3 separate regions of the Homo sapiens genome follow, and all the other regions are linked to region 1. Evidence: chromatin contacts called from ENCODE Hi-C or POLR2A ChIA-PET data. All regions are on one chromosome and are shown on one strand. The core of a region is the stretch at or near the end of the contact, and the rest is flanking DNA. Distances in the headings are between cores, read along the strand shown. Region 1 holds the start of ETV4 (ETS variant transcription factor 4). Region 2 holds the start of NAGS (N-acetylglutamate synthase). Region 3 holds the start of FAM215A (family with sequence similarity 215 member A).

Region 1 (4,317 bases), core at 523-3,022:
TTCCTGCTAAGCTCAATTAATTTGGTCTTTATTGTACCTATTCACTACACAAGCATTTCATGCCACCCTCATAAGCATGCTAACAGGCTGAGGAGGACTTTCAGAGGCAAATGAGCTCTGGAGAGCTCTCCATAGATAAGGATGTCTATACCATGAGGCAGGATGAAAAACATCCACACCAGAGATATAGTCAAGAATGTTGTATATGGCTAAAGGAACTGATTCAGGCTATCATGGAAGGCTTCCTGGAGGAGAGGGACAATAGACATGAGCCTTATAGAATATTACAGCACCTATAGAAAGGGAAGTTTACTTCCATTTGCACAAGCAGATCTCATGGAATGAGCCCTTATGAACACTAAACAGCAATTGTATGTTTTAGCCTTAGTTCTGGCCAGACAGGCCCAAAGAGCTTACATGTGTCATTTCCTTCTCTGAAACTCCACTGCCTCATCTGTAAAGTGGCGGGTGTTAGGTTAGATGAATTTGGGAAGCCACTCCTGCTGGCCTGGCATTTGAACATTCTTTTGTGTTTATCACAAACAGGCAGGATAAAAAATCAGGCTGTCCTCAAAGGAGTGCATAGGCTGGAGACATAGAGAATTGTCTCAGCAAAAAGGCCTTTGAGGATTCATGTCCTTTGTGCCCCCATGGCCACAGCCCAAGCACCCCAGGTCCCCTCAGATGTCTGTCTTGGACATAGCTGCTTGCCTGGAACCCAGCACTGTATCTGACACGATAAATGTTTATTGAAAGAAGTGGTGAATGGATGAGATGACAGAGACTATGACCAGCTTCTTAGCTAAAACTGAAACCCATCCTGCCTCCAGATCATCAGAACCTTTGGGGCTTTTGCTCCTTTTGCTGGCTCTCAGATAAGAGGGAAGATGGCTGAGAGGGAGCTACACTTTCGGAAATCATCTACCCTGGGGCTTCTGGTTTCTGCTGCAATCAGTAGAAAGTGGGTCACAAAACAGCTCTGCAGAGAACAGACCCTTGAGGAAAAGCCTGGATTCTGTGCCAGTTTACATTTATTGATCACCTACTGTGTATCAGTTGTCACATAGCTTAACTCATTTAATCATGGCTTCAGAGGGGTGTACAGGAGAGTGTGAGGGATTTGAGGCTGTAAACCCCAGAGGTGCTGACTAGCTGAGTGACCTCAGGAGAGTTACCATCCCTCTCTGAGTTTCATTTTTAATATCTGTAAGATACAAACGATCCATTTCGCCGGGTTATGGGAACGAAATGAGCACGTGGAAGCGGAGCGCTTCATAAATGCTAGTTATTATTGTTCCTCTGGGCACACAAGCCCGGTCGCCTCCCTCCTGGGCGCACACAGACATGTTCATACTCCCACGTACACGCAGATGCAGAGACGTGTGCAGACGCCAGCCGGAGGAGCACGCGGCGCATCAGACCCAAGACCGTGGCGAGACGGTGAAGAAGCCGCGGGGTCCTCGGCTTCTCTCTTTTTCTCTCGGTTCTTTATGAATGAACTCCAGCCGCGAGTTTTATTTTTTTATGAATGGGAGCCGGAGCACTGAATGAAGCCGGGAGCCAACCCCTACATTCTGATTGGCCCCCGCGGCTGGGAAACTCCGCCCCCCGGCCAGGCCGGACGACTCTCCGGATTGGCGGGCGTGCCCAGCCCTGGGGTTCCATTCACAAAAGTCAATGAAACAAAGGGAAACGGGGGGCGGTGTGGCGGGGCGGGGGGTGGAGAGCTGAGGCCGAGCGAAGGAAATGCACCAATCAGCTGCTCCCCCGGGCTCACAACTGTCTGCTGCGCCCGAAAAACAAGTCGGTGCGCTGGGGACCCGGGGCCGGGGCCGCCTTACTCCGGCCTAGCCCCGCGGCCCTCGGTGCGGGCTCCAGGGCATGCTCGGGACCCCCCGCGGCTCCAGCCCAGACGCCCCGGCCTCAGGTGAGGCTGCGGGAGGGAAAGGGAGGGAGAGTGTCTGTGATTCCCCGCCTCGCCTCCAATGCACACCACACTCACTCTCACCACCCGCCTCCGCAGATTCCAGGGCGGGGGTGGGAGGTGCTGGGATTCAGGGTTGGAGGGGGCGCGGGAGTTGTGGGCATGCGATGGTGTGCGCTTCGCCTGCTCCTCCGCGCGCGCGCGCGTACACACACACACACACACACACACACACACACACACACACACACACGTTCTTATGTAACCGAGCCCGGGTAAAGCAGGGCTGCAGAAAGCAGAAACGGCGAGCCCGGCTCCTGGGAGCAGGTGGGACCTCCTTTGGCCTTTGGCGGGAGGGGAGTGGTGGTGGCGCTCGGCCTGGCAGGCGGAAACCTCGCCATCGCCCCAGTGAGTCGGAGAAGTTTCGCCGTCGGACCCAGAGCCTTGGGACTGCCCCCTCCCCGCCCCCATCGCAGCCCTCCCTGGACGGTGTGCGAACGCAGCCCCCTCCCCCACCAGGTCTCGGCCCCCGCTTGGGGCCCCGGCCGTGCGGCCGGAGGGAGCGGCCGGATGGAGCGGAGGATGAAAGCCGGATACTTGGACCAGCAAGTGCCCTACACCTTCAGCAGCGTGAGCGCCGCGCCGGCCTCCACGCCCGCCCCGCCCCGCACCCAGCCCCTACTCTCACCACAGCCCCCCTCCCCGCAGTCCCAGCGGAGTCCTGGGCTGCCCCGCCCCTGAGTCACCCGAGGACCCCAACCTCGTCCCCCAGACTAAGCGCCTCAGGGTGACTCGCGGGCATTCTCCCCGCTTCTCGCAGAAATCGCCCGGAAATGGGAGCTTGCGCGAAGCGCTGATCGGCCCGCTGGGGAAGCTCATGGACCCGGGCTCCCTGCCGCCCCTCGACTCTGAAGGTAAAGAGCAAGAGAGACAAACCGCGACCCTCCTCCGCCACACACACACACACACACACACACACACACACACACACACGGCCGATTCTGGAACCCCCGCCTGTTTCCCCAAAAAACTCGCCCTCCAAGGGATTTTGGTCATTCTTCTCGGTCCCTACTCCCAAGGCAGGGGAGTCACCGGGTCTTGCTAGGGCCCCTTCTCTCTTACCGTCCCCTCCACCTCACCTCCAATTCCACTATTTACCCCTCAGATCTCTTCCAGGATCTAAGTCACTTCCAGGAGACGTGGCTCGCTGAAGGTGAGTAGTTTTGTGACCTTTTCTATTTTGGGAGGCTGGACAGGGGGACACTCCGTAGCCCCTGGTATTCCACCCTAAGCCCTACACTTCTCCTCTCCCTTCCCTGCCTCAAGGAGTTCTCCAAGGCCCTCTCCCCAGGTCCCTTGCCACTCTACTCACCCCAGCACCCAGCGTGGACACTTATATTGATATTTATTTTCTCTACCCTGAGCCAGGCTTGTGTAACTAGGCTTGAGGATGAATCAGACCATTGTGTGGGGTATTTGCTTATTTGAATGGAACTTGGCCCCAGGCCCATTTTCCTGGTTGAAATTTTCATTTGTAAAGTTTGTTTTGCAGAAGCCGCCAGGCCAAGGTGCATGTTGGGGTGTTGTTGGTGGGGGGTGGGGGGAGAAATTAATTTGTCACTCATCCTCCAGAGTTGCCCAAGCATTGATTCTTATCCCCTGGGTTTCTCTTCTTCCCAACCCCCAGCACCAAACAATTTACTGTCCAAGCCAAAAGAACAACAAAAGTTTAAATAATTCTTTTCGGCAGTCCTTTGGCACAGAGAGCCCAGGGCTCCCTCCCCAAATAGCCTTGATTGTAATTCTAATAGCAAGTGTTCCTCCCTCTTCCATCCCGCTTGAATACCTCTGCCTCCAGGCAAATTCCCCCCTTCCTGTGTGCTGGGGAGTTAGCTGTGAGCTGGCTGGGGTGGGGTCCGTGGCTGGGTCCGTGGCTGGGTCTGATGGGGAAGTGGTGTGTTCAGGAGGTTTCCTGGTTGGATTCTTCAGTGCGTTTTGGTGGGGCCTGAGGGTGTCGCTGGTGGGGCTGCAGGTGGGAGGGAAAATGGTGGTTTAGACAGTCTCTGAGAGGGAAGGGTTAACTACCCCCATCTTAGGGTTTATTTTAACACTATGAAAATGAAGAAGCCAAAACACTAGGAACTCCTTTTTTGAGGTCTTTTTGAGGTATTTTCCTTAGGATCTCCTCATCCCTCCACCCTGGGTATCTAATTTTTTTAAAGCTCAAATCCAACTACCCTGGAACTCTCCATAGAAGCTCGGAGTAAAAAGAAAATGACCCCTGACTAGATCCTTGGAGTGAGACTAGGTCTGTCTTGCCCACTATGATATTCTAAAAATATATATGTTGACAGAATGACTATTTAGCATAGAGCAAGCACTCAAGACATTTT
Region 2 (4,317 bases), core at 308-2,807, 460 kb before region 1:
GCAGCGCCTTGGCCAGCGACGCGGTCACCTCCAGGGAGTCGAGAAGCACGGAGCGGCGCGCGGCCGTCTCCCCGATGGGGCACAGGATGGGGATGCTGCCCGACTCCAGGCACCACTGCAGCAGGTCTGTCTCCACCGAGACGATGCCGCCGTAGCTGTGGGCCAGACGTGGTGCTCGAGAGGGCCCCCTCCAGGCCTGCCGGACGGGGCAGGGCGGGCAGAGTAGCACGCTCTGAGGACGCCTGGGCGGGCAGGGCGGGCACTCACCTGGCATGGGGAGCCGGCTCGGCAGCGCGTAGCACAGACCCGCCGCCAAAAAATGGCACAGCAGCGGCGGCGTTGTGTCGAAGCGCGTCTACCAGCACCTTGCAGCTCTTGGCCAGCTGCGCCTTGGCCTCCCAGAAGGAAAGACAGCCCGAGGGAGCCGTAGGGGCCGGCAGCCCCAGGACCACCAGCGGCTTCATGTCCATGCGCTGCAAGAAGGCCAGGGCAAAGGCCAGACTGGATACGCCCTGCTGGCACTTGAGCACCTCCTCGTCCACCTGCGGAGGAGTGGGCTTTCAAGGAGCGTGACACGGACCTGAGCCGCTGGCTCCCACAGCCTGGCCTGCAGGGCCGTCTCGGTGACCCTACCCTTCCAGAAGCTGTCAGGACCCAGTTCTGGCCACCAGTGCCCACCTGCTCCGCCCTTTGCCCCGTTGGGTCTTGCCACTCCCTTGTCTCACGCTGGGGTACCTCCCGCCCTCCTCCCTCCGACCTTGGACTCCGGGACATCTTTGGGGGAGGGGCAGTGCAAGCGGCTCCTGTCCAGGTCCTTCTGAACCCCTAACTGCGCCCATGTTGGGGGCCTTCTTCAGAGCATCACACCTGGCGGGTGGGGTCCCCCAGGATCCTCACTCGGGCTGGGCGGGAGGCTTCCGGAGGAGCTTACGGCCTCTCCCATTCCCGGCGGCGCTGGTCTGGGCCCTGCCGGGCTCCTTCCCGCTTCCGCTGCGCAGAGCCCGCAGCGTATCCTGCCATGCCTGAGGACAGGTGGCCGCACAACCCCATCCCCTCGCTGCGTCACGGCCCACGCCGGGCTCCGCTCACCTCGATGACGGCGAAGGGCTTGTCCGCGGAGTGATGGCAGGTCTGGAACTGCGTGAGCCAGTGGCGCGCCTCCCCAGGGCTGGCCCCGCACTGGTTCAGGAAGGCCTGGATGTCCCGCTGCACCAGCGAGCGGCCCGAAGGAGGCTCTGGGGACTCGTGGGGCACCGGGGGCCTGGGACTCGGCACCCACGACGGCTCCTCGGCGACGGGCGACTGGGAGACGTCGTCCGCGCCCGCGTACTCCTCGGGCGGGGGCTGGGGCTGCGACCAGGCGGTGCTGAGCCGGCGCCCCGGGCTGGTGCCCCTCGCCGCCCGCCGCCGCGCGCCACAGCTCAGCCTTCGGGCGCCCCCAGTGCCTCCCCGGCCTCTCAGCCTCGGGGCTACAGCAGCTGCCCGCAGAACCACAGCCATCAGCGCCGTCGCCATGACGACAACCAACTCTTGCCCCCCAAGAGTGGCAGTCTGTCTGGAGCGTCTGGCACTGGGGGGCTCTTAACTTGCCGTTGGGCGGGGCTGGACCTGGTCGGGGCGGGGTCCGGACAGGGGACCAGGAGTCTCCTCTGGGTGCGTTTGAGGAGGGTCAGGCCATGAGTCAGGGGGCGGGGCCACTAGGCTCCCCCGCCCCTGGAGGAACTGAACCCACTATCGGTCATGGGGCCGAGACTAAATGTGGCGGGTTGTCTTTAATCTGCTGCCAAGGTAGGTTCCAGGGGCGGCTTTGGGAGTCTGCAGGGCCTTGGATGATTGGCATTCTGACCAGAGAAGAAGGGACTGTAGGTGGCTTTGAGCACAGGGCTGGGCAGGGGGCTGGAAGGAGGGCGCTGGAAAGAGTAGAAGAAGGGGGGCAGTGGGAGGGCGGGGGCGGGTGGTGCTGGCCTTGTCTGTCCTGTTGCCTGAGCTCAAAAAAGATCCTAATGAATGACCATGAGGTTACCAGGGTTTGCCAAACTCCAGTCACTGGGTACCAGCTTGAGGAATTCTGTGATATCCTCAAAACACCCCTCAAAACTTATAATACTTTAGTGTTAATGCTTTTCTTTATCGAATATCACATCTGGTAAAAATAAAATAAAATAGAGTTTTTTATTTTGGTTTTTGAGATAGGGTCTCACTCTGTTGTTGCCCAGGCTGCAGTACAGTGGTGCAATCATAGCTCACTGCAGCCTCCACCTCCCAGGTTCAAATGATCCTCCTGCCTCAGTCTCCCTAGTAGCTGGGACCACAAATGCACACCACCATGCCCAGCTGATTTAAAAAAAAATTATTTTTTTTGAAGACGGGTGTTCACCATGTTGCCCAGACTGTTCGTGAACTCCTGAGCTCAAGCAGTCCTCCCACTTCTGCCTCCCAAGGTGCTGGGATTACAGGTGTGAGCTACTTCACTCGACCTCTGTAACCCTTTTTTTTTTTTTTTTTTTTGTTTGTTTGTTTGTTTGAGATGGAGTCCCACCCTATTGCCCAGGCTGGAGTGCAGTGTTGCGATCTCGGCTCACTGTAATCCCCGCCTTCTGGGTTCAAGCGATTCTCCTGCCTCAGCCTCCTGAGTAGCAGGGATTACAGGCAGACACCATCACACCCGGCTAATCTTTGTATTTTTAGTAGAGACAGGGTTTCACCATGTTGGCCAGGATTGTCTCAAACTCCTGACCTCGTGATCCACCTGCCTCAGCCTCCCAAAGTGCTGGGATTACAGGCGTGAGCCACCACGCCCGGCCCTCTTTAACCTTTTTAAACTTAAAGTTTATCCATGTTAGGTCTGTAACTAGGCCAGTATCACTTGCCATAAGCCTTAAGAATCAAGTGAGGAGGCGGGTGGGTCATTTGAGGTCAGAAGTTCAAGACCAGCCTGGCCAACATGGTGAAACCCCATCTCTACTAAAAATACAAAAATTAGCCAGGCAGTAGTGGCATGTTTCTGTAATCCCAGCTACTCAGGAGGCCAGAGAATCACTTGAGCCTGGGAGGAGGAGATTGCGGTGAACTGAGACTGTGCCACTGCACTCCCGTCTGGGCGACAGAATGAGACCCTGTCTCAAAAAAATTAAAATTAAAATTAAAATCAAAATTAAAAAAGAATCAAGTGAGAGGAAAACAATGTTATTACATTCCATTATATTCCATCTGCATAGCTTGCCTGCTTTCTTGGTAACATGGAAGGTTAGCAGGTGCCATGTGTTAAAGATACCCTAGCACCAAGCAAAGCCTTCTGTGTGGTAGAGGAATAGCTAACACATGTCGAATGCTAGGCACTATGCAAAGGACTTCACAAATAGTCATTCATTTAATCCTCTCAGTGACTCCAGGATAGCTATTATCATTATTCCCATTTTACAGATGAGAAAATGGAGGTACAGAAATATGTGAGGATCAGGGTCACTCAGCTCACAAGCCGTGGAGCTGGTCTAGGAAGCAGTTCTGCTCCAGATCCATGCTGTTAAGCAAGTTTTGGAAAGGAGTTGAAAGGCTTGAAAACATTCACAGGATATGATTCAATGTTACTTCATACTGTGTCCATGTGCTGGGCACTGTCAGCTGCACACATCCTGCCCTTGGGTACACTCTGATCCAGTCAGACCCTCTGTTGTTGTAGAGGGGGAAAGAGGACCCTCTGTTGTTGTAGAGGGGAGGTGACCTGGCCAAGGTCACACAGCTCGTCAGTGGCATGGCCAGACCCTAAGCACCCTCAGTTCCTACCCCTGCTCCTCCCTGCTTTCTTGCACGTGGTTTTGTCTCCCCATGCTGGAGTCCTGACACCTGGGGCTCTGCCTTTTTGGGGAGCAGGGCTTGGGCTACTTCCCTCCTGAGGAGTCTCCAGGGGAGGCCGAGTGAGTGCGCTTACCCGTTTCTGGGATCTTCCCCGCAGTCCCCCACCCCTCGGACACACTGTCCCGGGGGGGAGACTCTGTAGTGGAAGGAGGGGCTGACATAGGACCTCCTCATTGAGTTTTTTTGTTTTCCCACTTAGAAATCTTGGGTTCCAAGGCAAAGCATGAAGCAATGGCGTGGAGGGGCTGCACCCCCTACCTGGTGGGGCCACCTCCAGGGCCTTCTTTCTCTTCCCTCTTTACTCTCAGGCCCGGCCACACACACACTTCTCAGAATCCACTGGAGGAGGAGGTCTTAGCCTCCAGGGGCATAATAGTTTTCCTCTCCAAACTCCTTCAACCCAAATGTGCTTCTCTTTCCCTAGGCTGCAAGGCCAGCTCTTCATCACAGCAGGCCACCCCT
Region 3 (4,317 bases), core at 874-3,373, 370 kb before region 1:
ACCTCCTTTCCACATTCCAAATTCCATGTGACTACATTTTATTGGCAGCACCCTGCTGGCAAGCGAGCCTTGATGTGTGCTTCCTGGGCTCCGGCACCTGCACAGAAAGGGCTGAAATTGGTAGGTGTTTGGGTGTCCGAGGGTTTGCAAAAGAAGAAGGCATGGAGTCTATGGTGGAGTCACATGGTGGAGATCTAGCTAAGTCAGAGGCCTGGAGAGGTGTCATTCTAGCTGGGCGGCAGGTGACACACAATCATCCCGAGTTGATTGGAAAAACACCTGGGATTGACCCGGAGTTTGTTCTGGAATGTTTTCACTGGAATGAAAGCTGAGCGGTCCGCAGGCCATATAGTATTGGAGAAAACATAGCCCTCATTCAAAAAGGCTGCCAGAGAAAAGGTGTCCACAAGGAAATTCAGGGGTTTTGTTTGTTTGTTTTGGGATTTTTTCTGGAGACAGTCTCACTCTGTCACCCAGGCTGGAGTGCAGTAGTGTGATCTCAACCTCCACCTTCCAGGTTCAAGTGATTCTCCTGCCGTAGCCTCCCAAGTAGCTTGGATTACAGGCACCCACCACCACACCCAGCTGATTTTTATTTTTATTTTTTGTAGAAACAAGATTTCACCATGTTGGCCAGGCTGGTCTTGAACTCCTGACCTCAAGTGATCCTCCTGCCTTGGCCTCCCAAAGTGCTGGGATTACAGGTGTGAGCCACCACGCCCAGCCAGGAAATTCAGTTTCTGAAAATACACCTGTGGATCTCTAGCCTTGAACATCCTTGTGTGCTGCTTTAAATGGCTGATCCTCAATGCCTCCCTTCCAACTCACACACGCTCGCTCCCCTACATCAATCTCCCAGAAAAAGGAACCTATTTTATTCTTTTCTTTTCTTTTTTTTTTTTTTTTTTTTTTTTAGAGACAGGCCTCACCTTGTTGCCCAGGCTGGTTTTGAACTCCTGGCCTCAAGTGATCCTCCGGCCTTGGCCTCCCAAGTTACTGAGTTCACAGGCGCGAGCCACCACGACCAGTGAAGCCTATATTAAGCCCTTTTATGCTCACTCTGCGATACTGCAGAGAGGGCAGGGAGGAAGCAGAGGTGCCCTGGCATCTTCAGCTGGCGGTGAGCAGGGCGCTGAGGGTGGGAGAGGCCGGGCGCCTGGGGATGGGAGGCAGGACCGCACCTTCACAGGGATGCTGCCACCCTACCCCGGAGGTCAGGGCCTCTCGCCCAGCTCTGGCTCTGAGGTCCTGGAGGGAGGGAGATGCTGTTGCGACTCAGAAGATCAGGGGAGGGCCACCCCCATTCGAGAAAAGTGAAAATCCTGAGCCTGAAGCAGAAGTGGAGACGGTTGGAGCGGAGGCTTCAGAGGGTGGCGTTGGGAAGAGGGTCTGGCGCCGCCGTGTGGACTGTTCGGGCTCACGGGGCTGAAGGCTCCGAAGACCGAGACCTGTGAACCGTGGGGAGGCTCCATGCGGATGGGGGCCACAGCCCCCGCCGGAGCCCCCACACTAGCCCTGGACTTCTCCACCGGCTTACGACATGATAGCTCAATAAGCTCCTTATTTAACGCACTGTTGTATCAGGTCCCTGTCGCAGCCACTGGCCCTATAGCCTAATAAAGGAGCGGGTGCACGCATTGGATTGGTGAGCTACCGCCACAGCAACAAGTCCTAATCAACCATCCCAAACGGTGGCTGGAACAAGGTTCTCGCAGGCCTGTGCTTGGGCTTGAACGCTGGGCCGGCCGCTGCGCTCTGTGGCTCCCTGCAGACCTGCGGATCGGCCAGGGGGCTCCGATCCTTTTGGGCCGTGGCTGAAGAAGCAGCGGCTGCACCAGAGAAGTCCTTCTGGGTGAAGGTGGAAGCGCACAGGGACCGCGGAACCGCCCAAGGCGTCTTCCGGCGTAGGCTCAGAACTGGCAGGCTTTCGTTTCTGCTTCATTCCATGGCCAGAGCAAGCCACGTGGGCAAGCCCGAAACCAGGGGGCGGGAAAGTACCCTCCACCCACAAGGAAACCATGGCAAGCGGTGGTTGCAGGTAGGGCTGAGGAATTGGGGCCGATAGTTCTATCTATCCCGGTGAGTGAGGAGACCTGCTTTGGGGGTTGCACAGTCTGGGTCTGCCCTTGCAGTGGTATCTGTCTCTGTGAAGACTCCACCACGGGTCGCCATCAGGTCAGAGACCCTGACAAGGTAAGAATTTGCATTTTCCTCTGCACACAACCCTGTTCCCTTCCCCTCCGCATGCCTAACACAACACTCCCTTCCCCCCCATGCCTAACAGAGAGAAAGGAGAGAGACAGTTCTTGAGCCCGGTTCTTCCTGCTTGAGCTTGGTGTGTCAACCAAAAGAGTCAAACTCTGTAAAATATTTGAAGGGATTTATTTTGAGCCTACTATGCATGACCAATGGCCCATGACAGCCTTCAGCAGATCCTGAGAACATGTGCCCAAGGTGATCAGGCCACAACTTGGTTTTATGTGTTTCAGGGAGACATCGGACATCAATAATATATGCGACATGTACAGTGGTTTGATCTGGAAAGGCTGGACAACTGGAATGGGGTTGGGGAAGTGGACGACTTCCAGGTTATAAGTAGATCGAAAGATTTTCTGATTGGCAATTGGTGGAAAGAGTTAAATTACTGTCTAAAGACTTAAAATCAACAGAAAGGAATGTTTGGGTTAAGATAAGAGATTGTGGAGACCAAGGTTTTATCACGCAGGTGAAGCCTCCAGGTGGCAGGCTTCAGAGAGAATAGACTGTAAATGTTTCCTTTCAGACTTAAAGAGTCTGTTCTATCAGTAAGTCCAAAAGGAGGGATCGTATAATTAGGCATGACTGGGCTCCCCTTCCCATCATGGCCTGAACTAGTTTTCAGGTTAACTTTGGAATGCCCTTTGCTGAGTGGAGAGGAGGAGTCCATTCAGATGGTTGGGTGAGCTTAGAATTTTATGTTTGGGTTTCAGTTGGCATCCAGTATCCCTTCCCCCAAGTTTGGGGCCCCTCCCAAAGGAGATAGGCCTGGGTCTCTCCTCACATCCTTGGGGGTCTCAGAACTGCAGACTCAAACCTTTTGCCTCAAGGAATCCCTTTGATGATTTGCATAAACCCTTGGGAGGCTGCAGGGGGGCTGCTCTGGAGCTGAGACACAGCGAGTCAATCTCCCTCCATCCCCCTTTTGTCTTGTTCTCACCCTGAGGCTGCAGGCCTCAAGTTTTTTGGCTGGATTCTTCCCAAAGCAGGTTGGGGGTGCAGGTACTGTAATCACCTGATGGGTTCTTCCTGCCTACTGCACAGACAAAACCAATCCACTGAGACCATGGCATTGCAGTAAAGAAAGAGTAATTGACACAAGGCCGGGCACACAGGAAATAGTTATTACTCAAATCGGTCTCCCCCAAAACTTGAAGATTAGTTTTTCAAAGATAGTTTGGTGGGCAGGGTCTAGGGTAGGGTAGAGGTGCTGCTGATTGGTTGGGCATGCAGATATAGGGGTATGGAAAATGGTCCTTGAATGCTGAGTCTGCTTCTGGTTGGCAGCCACAGGACTGGTTGAGTCACGAGTCTCGATGGAGCCAGAAATGCATAAAGAAACATCTTTCCTTATGCAGATGTTGATCAGCTGTGCTTACACATTCCTTTGTAAGGACAGGACAGTCTCCCCTAAGTTAGGGGACAAAAGTGACTCCTACTGATGGCATTAGCTCTGCCCCTACTCTCAGATGCAATGCCAGGGACTGTGAGGACTAGAGACCCTGGAGCTGCTGGCTGGGTGTGGTCGGGGGCCAGTTATCAGCCTCTCTGAACTCCATGTCCTTAGTACTAAACAGAAGCCCCTTTTGCAGGGTGGGCACTGGGAAGCACTGTTGGGGCCATCCTTTGTTGGTGGCCTCTTCTCTTCCATCTCCTCTGGGTTTTCACGGCTTTTTCAGGAGCAGGCCTTGCCACCCTGAGTGCCCTCCATGACCACAGCTACCTTCTGAGGAAAGAGGCCTCGGGGGTCCTCTCTGCATGTAGTTGCCGGGCAGGCCTCGCCTGGCTGTATATGGGAATCACCTGGGGAACGTTACAAACCACTATTGTGTTGCCCTGCCTCCCAGAGATTCTGCACCTTGTATTAACTGAGCACCTAGAGCCAGGTGTGGTGATGCACACCTGTAGTCCCAGCTACTCAGGAAGCTGAGGTGGGAGGATTCCCTGAGACCAGGAGTTCAAGATTAAGCCTGGGGAAACTACTGAGACCCCCATCTCAAAATTAATTAATTAAAAAATACTGAGCACCTACTCAATGGCCAGCACTGAACTAGGTGCTGG

The links. A loop is a pair of places that touch in the nucleus more often than their neighbours do. ChIA-PET counts read pairs that join two places held with the same protein, here RNA polymerase II (POLR2A). Pooled maps may share reads with other maps.
Region 2: a loop to region 1 is called in a map of naive thymus-derived CD4-positive, alpha-beta T cell, with 14 times the contacts of the local background. The contact joins the promoter of NAGS here to the promoter of ETV4 in region 1. A Hi-C loop is called at or near these places in 1 of 168 maps with a recorded cell type or tissue (naive thymus-derived CD4-positive, alpha-beta T cell), 2 of 37 single-sample maps with no recorded cell type and 9 of 50 pooled maps. POLR2A ChIA-PET finds 5 or more read pairs at or near these places in 1 of 52 experiments (HepG2).
Region 3: a loop to region 1 is called in a pooled map, with 3 times the contacts of the local background. The contact joins the promoter of FAM215A here to the promoter of ETV4 in region 1. A Hi-C loop is called at or near these places in 1 of 50 pooled maps. POLR2A ChIA-PET finds 5 or more read pairs at or near these places in 2 of 52 experiments (CD8-positive, alpha-beta T cell and activated CD4-positive, alpha-beta T cell).

What each region holds. Positions count from the first base shown.
Region 1 is chr17:43,543,795-43,548,111 of GRCh38, reverse strand. It overlaps ETV4 (ETS variant transcription factor 4), which reads left to right and starts at 1,772. Exons shown (of 13, transcript NM_001079675.5): 1 at 1,772-1,927; 2 at 2,444-2,554; 3 at 2,745-2,838; 4 at 3,090-3,137. The coding sequence starts at 2,495. It also overlaps a transcript of DHX8 not described here. RefSeq lists enhancers at 1,347-1,506, 1,628-2,405, 2,406-3,183 and silencers at 1,597-1,646, 1,667-1,806, 1,857-1,976, 2,427-2,476, 2,517-2,576.
Region 2 is chr17:44,001,862-44,006,178 of GRCh38, reverse strand. NAGS (N-acetylglutamate synthase) reads right to left here and starts at 1,557. Exons shown (of 7, transcript NM_153006.3): 1 at 1,090-1,557; 2 at 268-542; 3 at 1-155. The coding sequence starts at 1,515. It also overlaps a transcript of PYY not described here. RefSeq lists an enhancer at 1-634.
Region 3 is chr17:43,915,014-43,919,330 of GRCh38, reverse strand. It overlaps FAM215A (family with sequence similarity 215 member A), which reads right to left and starts at 2,123. Exons shown (of 1, transcript NR_026770.1): 1 at 1,344-2,123. LOC105371787 (a long non-coding RNA gene) reads left to right here and starts at 2,107. Exons shown (of 2, transcript XR_001752898.2): 1 at 2,107-2,193. LOC107985086 (a long non-coding RNA gene) reads right to left here and starts at 484. Exons shown (of 2, transcript XR_001752899.2): 1 at 1-484. RefSeq lists enhancers at 659-1,479, 1,480-2,301.